Linked DNA regions of Homo sapiens: region 2 is linked to region 1. The links are chromatin contacts, found by Hi-C or POLR2A ChIA-PET in ENCODE. All regions are on one chromosome and are shown on one strand. The core of a region is the stretch at or near the end of the contact, and the rest is flanking DNA. Distances in the headings are between cores, read along the strand shown. Region 1 overlaps TRNP1 (TMF1 regulated nuclear protein 1). Region 2 overlaps SLC9A1 (solute carrier family 9 member A1).

Region 1 (2,772 bases), core at 93-2,592:
CTTTCCAAACAGGGAACACCTTCCAAAGCCACTTGGGTCATTTGGGGTCTAGAGGCTTAGAGAGGACAGGACATCTTGGAAAGAGCTGAGCTCAGGCCTTGGTGCTGGGCTGCAGCCAGGACCATTTGTTTTCTGGGTTGCATGGGAGGGGGCACTTGGTCCGGAGAAGCTTTTAGCTAATGGTGTAAAGTGCTCGGTGCCATCACAGTTTTGGCTTTCTCCAGGATTTATTTGTAATCAGCTTGTCCCGATTTGGGGGTGGGGTGGGTGAGTAGAGAATTAGAGACGACACTGGCTAGTGTGTGTGTGTGTGTGAAGTAGAGGGTAGTAAATGGAGATTGGTCCTGGTGTCACAGGCAGCTCTGCCCCCTCCCTCCACTTCCAGATGTCCCACTGCTCCTCATCAAGCTTCCTGGCCAGGGCACACACATGTAGACTTGAACCCCAGCTCCTAGTTAGTGCTATGTCCATTACCACATAGCCAACTAACAAAAGGCACCTCCCACACCTGCCTGACCCTCCAGGGCCCCCTCTAGAAGCTCACCCGTCTGGCTTTATTCAGGCTGGGTGCGGTGGCTCATGCCTGTAATCCCAGCACTTTGGGAGGCCCACGAGGGCCAATCACTTGATGTCAGGAGTTCAAGACCAGGCTGGCCAACATAGTGAAACCCCTTCTCTACTAAAAATAACAAAAATTAGCTGGGCGTGGTGGCAGGTGCCTGTAATCCCAGCTACTCGGGAGGCTGAGAAAGAATTGCTTGAACTCGGGAGGTGGAGGTTGCACCGCACTCCAGCCTGGGCAACAGAGCAAGACTGTGTCTCAAGAAAAAAAAAAAAAAAAAAAAAAGCTCACCCGTCTGCCTCCATTTTCTTCTTAATTAGCAAATATTGATAGGGGCTCAGAAAGCAGAGCCAAATCAGAGGAGGGTCTCTACTTTTAAGGGCTTATGTCTCCTGGCTCTTTTCCAGGCAGGCTTTTCTGGCTGTCACCATCCCAGGGGATCCCTTGGGGGCTGAGCAGTTTGTTGGAGGCCAGCTCTAGCCTCGGACAGAAGGCTGACCCACCCCTTTTCCCCACATGACTTTCAGAACACTTTCTTGGTGGCCCCCAGCTCTGGGGACAGGACTGAGTACAGGGATCTTGGGGGACCTGTGCATTGAGGACACTGACGGCCACCAATGAATTTATATCTCAGCAAAGGGAAATGAGGGGGGAACAGGAGCCTTTCTTCAGGCTGGTGCTTGGGGCTGGGAGACCAGTTCAAGGTTCTAATCTGGGACCTGCCCCTCAACTGGATAACCATGTGAGCGTTGCCACCAGAGGGCAGTGTGGGGCTGCTTTCTCGAGACGAAGGGGTGTGGCCTGGAGGAGGTTCAGTCCTTTATTGTTCCTGCCCCCAATCATCCCTTTGCCCGGTAGTCCCCGGGGCTTCCTAGACCTTGAGCTGCAGGGGCCTGGGAGAACGAGCAGGGTAGTCGCGGTCAGCGCAGCCCTAGAGTGGGAGTGTAGTTCTGGGGATAGCTTCCTGGGTGGAGTGGGACTAGAGGCCAGAGCTGTGCCCATCACCGGCTCCCTAGGGGCGGGAACCCTCTTTGAAAGGGGAGCAAGGCCGGGTGCGGTGGCTCACACCTGTACTCCCAACACTTTGGGAGTTTGAGGCGGGCGGATCACGAGGTCAGGAGATCGAGACCATCGTGACTAACATGGTGAAACCCCGCCTCTACTGAAAAAAAAAGGGGGGAGCAAAGGAAGCTCCTTTGGTTGGGCTGAGCCTGGAACCCCAGGGAGAAGACCCATTAGGAAAGACTTCCAGAAAAGACAGGTAGCCCTTGTTGGGGTCACTATCAGGATAAAAGACCAGAGTTATTTTGTATTCACAGATTTGTTACACTAATTGATCAGAACCCAGGGTCCCACTGCCAGTGGTGGCCAGTGTTGCCTCTTAGAGATTAGGCTGGAGCCACAGAACCTGGCCAAGGTGGTCCAAGCCTGCAGCCGCTCCCCTGTTGGTGGGTTCTTCAAGAACAACTCGGGTGCTTAGGCTTCTCAGAGCTGAAGGAGAGGCCTGCTGTCATGAGAGCGGTGCAGGAGGAGGTATTTGGGAAAGCCTGGAGATCCCCAACCTACTTCTTCCCCCATTGGTCCTTGACTGCACCCTGGCCAGGGGCGATGGGGGAAGGGAACTCTTGGTTCTGGAATAATATCTTAACCACCTCCTCTATGCCAGGCCCCTGAGCACTTTACACCCATTAATCTGTTCCGGTTCTCCCAACCACTCTGCAAAGTAAGGGTTATTATTCCCATTTCCACAGGTGAAGAAACAGAGAGGGAGGGCGGGTGACTTGCCCAAAGACATAGGAGCTATAAGTGAGGGATCTCTTAAACATTAGGATATATGGTGATTCATTTATCAGGCTAAAGAGAGGTCCGTTTAGGGGGATATCTGGGCTCCCACATTCAAGGCTGTGTATAGTGACCCTTGGTCCTTGGGTATTGGAAGGGACATGAGATGCTGGAGGGGTGGCAGAAGGTGCCCCTCCCAGAGTTTGGGCACACCCCAACCTGGCTGGGCCCTGGGGGTGAGTCAGGCTGAGTCAGCAACCTGGCTTCTGAGGAGGGTGGGCCAAGGATGCTCAGGGCTCAAGCCTCCCAAGGGCTTGCCTTGGAGGGCTGCCTCCTCTCCCTGTAGATCTGGGCTGGCTAACAGGGTGAAATCCCATCTCTACTAAACATACAAAAATTAGCCGGGCGTGGTGGCATACCCCTGTAAT
Region 2 (2,772 bases), core at 82-2,581, 140 kb after region 1:
TAACTAGCCCTGGCCCACAATAAGGGAATTTCCAAGCAGAGCTGGGCCTGGGCTTGGCCCCGCCCACTGGGCCACACTGCCTCACACTTTCCCCAGCTCTTGTTGACCCAGAAAAGTCAGACCCTGCCAGTCACCCTAACCCCTCTCCTCAACCGAGGATAAGACCAGGAGTTTTGAGGGACTCAGCTCCCCCAGAAGCACCTGCATCTTCCTGCTCTAAATTCCCAGCCCTGCCCAGGCTTCCCTCCCTCCCCTCTGAAGGGAGCCACCACCTGCTGCTTGGCACGGATACCCCTCTCCGGCTACATCCTCTCCACTCTCCCCTCAACTCCTACACAATCCCCGTCCCAAACAATTTCCTGCAGTTTCCCATCTGATCAGTTTCTTAGGAAGGATAATTATCCATGGAAGGAGGAGGCGGAAAATTCCCAGAGCCAAGAACACTGGGGGAAAAGCTTCATCTAGTCCCTTCTCCATCAGCCAGGAGAGCCCTCATCCTAAACACAGGCCAGTCATGGTCATGGCTCCTCCAGAACCTCTGCAGTTCCCCCATCTTCAGGAAAGAGCCCACACTTCTCTGCATTGAATCCAAGGCCCTCTTGATCTGTTCTAACTTAGGTTTGGGCCTCGTTGCCATTCCATTGTAAGTGGTAGTGCCAGATGGAGCCCCATCTGCCCCCAGGGCCCACCTGCAACGTGCTGTGTCCCTGCGGCACTTCAGCCTGCCTTGTGTTTTAGTTGTTTACATGTCTGTCTCCCACACACAAGTGTCAGTGCCAGCGCTTCCAGGGTGGGAACCACCAACCACGCAACTGTGTCTGCTGCATGGTAGGTGCTCAGAGGCAGGCTGAAAAGAAAGTGGGACAGGCAGGAGGCCGCCTCACCTCTGCGGAGGGAACGATGTGGGAAGAAGGACCACTTATAGCATCACAGGAGAGCCTGGACTAGAGGTCGGGGAGCTGAGCTCAATGCAGCTCTGTGGCCCTTAAGCAAGTCACTTCCGCCCTGGCCTCTGCTTCCTCTGTGAGCTGAGGGGGATGGGCCGGGCTCTGTCATCATGTCAGACATTTAGAAGCCCTTACTGCTAGGTGCTCGCCTCAGCATTCTCATTTAACCTCCACACCTTTGCACATGGGGACCACAAAGTTGCAAGTGGGGGAGGGGGGTTTCAGTCCTGGTCTTTTGATTCCCTAACCCCTTATCTTCTCCTCCTGGACTTCTGCAGTCTCTAGGATCCCTCCCAGTGCTAAAGTCTGGTTCTGATTCTAGGTCTGCCCTTTCCTGACCTGACAACTCCCCAGGCCACGACCATAGGGTTCAGCAGGGAACACGCATGTCCAACCCTGGTGTTCAGCAATGCCACGCCTCCCACATGACAGGTCTGGTGACTGTTTGCCTGCAGGCGCTGAGGCTCAGCAAGGGAGGGGTGGCCAGCAGGAGTCCAGCAGAGCCTGGTGCCCACTCAGCCCCTCCCTCCCCAATGTGCCCCTGACTCCACGCCCACTCTGCTCCAGCGTCCTGCTCGCCCCTCCCTGCTAGCAGCTCTCCTAGGCTGGAGCTTCCATCCCACTGCTGGCTTGGCCAGTGGTGCCTGTCGGGAAGCTTTACTCTGTTGCCCTCATAGACCCAGCTTGAGCTGCTGGCAGGCAGGACACTGAGTGGGGCCAGCCCAGGGCCTGAGCCGACTCTATCGCACTCCCAGGCTGTCCGCACATCCCTCCCCAGGTCAGACCATGTCATGCTACTCAAGAGCCTTTGATGGTGCCACACAGCACCATGAATCCTAGCCCCAGGCCCACGGGCCTGGCATGATCTGGCCCCTGCCCTCTTCTCCATTCTCACACCATGCTTCCCCTCTTCCCCCGCACTTCAGGTTCCTCAAGCACACCCCCCTCAGGGGCCCTGGTCTTTGGAAGATGAGCTCTTCTTGTCCTTTGGGTCTCAGCTCAGACACCAGCTCCTTAGAGAACCCTTGCTGGCCATCCAGCAGCCCCACCTCTCCCTCATGTCTGCCTTCTTCAGGACACTTACCACTACCTGACACTGCTTTGTCCACATCCAATGCTCCATGCTGGCATGGGAGCCCCCTGACATCAGGAGCCTCTTCTGTCTTGTTCCTGGCTGTGTCCTCAGATCCAGAATAGTGTCTGACATGGGGGTAGAGGCAGCTGGTGGGGCGTGTGCTGCCCGTTAGACTGGACAGTCAGGGAGGCCTCTCTGAAGAGATGACGTTTGATCTAGGGCCTGAAGGAGAGCACCGGCGCGAGGCAGTCTATGGGCAGTGCTCCAGGCTGGGGATCGAGCAAATGCCACAGCTGTATGGAGGAACAGGCCTGGCAAGGCAGATGTGCGTTAGGGACACAGGAAGGCCGGTGCGACTGGAACAGGGAAAGGGTAGTGGGGCATGAAGTGGAGAAAGGGGTGGGCCACACTTTCCTTGCATTTTCTCCCAAGTTCATCAGGAAGCATTTGAAAGGTTTTCAGCAGGGGAAACACCATGCTCTGGTTTACAGGTCTCAAAGCTCCCTGCGGCTGCTCTGGGGAGAGCTGCCTGCAGGCAGACAGCAGTGGAGCCGCAAGACCATTCAGGAGGCCCGGGAATCACCCGGGTTGGAGAAGATGGAGTGAAGAGGCAAGCCTTTGACAGGTGTGGTTGTGTTTGCCACCAGTCTGAGGAGCCCTGGCCAAGTCTACACCCCTCTGGAGTTCCAGATGCTTCATCCAGCCCCGCCCACCTACTGTCTTATTTCTCACTGACTCCTCACCCAGACT

What was found. Hi-C counts contacts between places; a loop is a spot of excess contacts on that map. ChIA-PET counts read pairs that join two places held with the same protein, here RNA polymerase II (POLR2A). Pooled maps may share reads with other maps.
Region 2: a pooled map shows a loop between it and region 1 (3-fold over the local background). The contact joins two enhancer-like sites. A Hi-C loop is called at or near these places in 1 of 50 pooled maps. POLR2A ChIA-PET finds 5 or more read pairs at or near these places in 8 of 52 experiments (BJ, CD8-positive, alpha-beta memory T cell, H1 and 5 more).

What each region holds. Positions count from the first base shown.
Region 1 is chr1:26,996,494-26,999,265 of GRCh38, forward strand. All of the region lies in intron 1 of TRNP1 (TMF1 regulated nuclear protein 1), which reads left to right. Among named protein-coding and RNA genes, the nearest start is that of TRNP1, 4.2 kb to the left of the region's middle. RefSeq lists enhancers at 1,069-1,674, 1,185-1,479, 1,432-1,491, 1,502-1,621, 2,403-2,772. Within about 2 kb of position 1,343, at least 15 of the 41 ENCODE cell types and tissues checked have a DNase peak (open chromatin) inside an H3K27ac peak, as active enhancers do.
Region 2 is chr1:27,136,365-27,139,136 of GRCh38, forward strand. The region is part of intron 1 of SLC9A1 (solute carrier family 9 member A1); the gene reads right to left. Among named protein-coding and RNA genes, the nearest start is that of SLC9A1, 17 kb to the right of the region's middle. RefSeq lists an enhancer at 1,146-1,957. Within about 2 kb of position 1,332, at least 24 of the 41 ENCODE cell types and tissues checked have a DNase peak (open chromatin) inside an H3K27ac peak, as active enhancers do.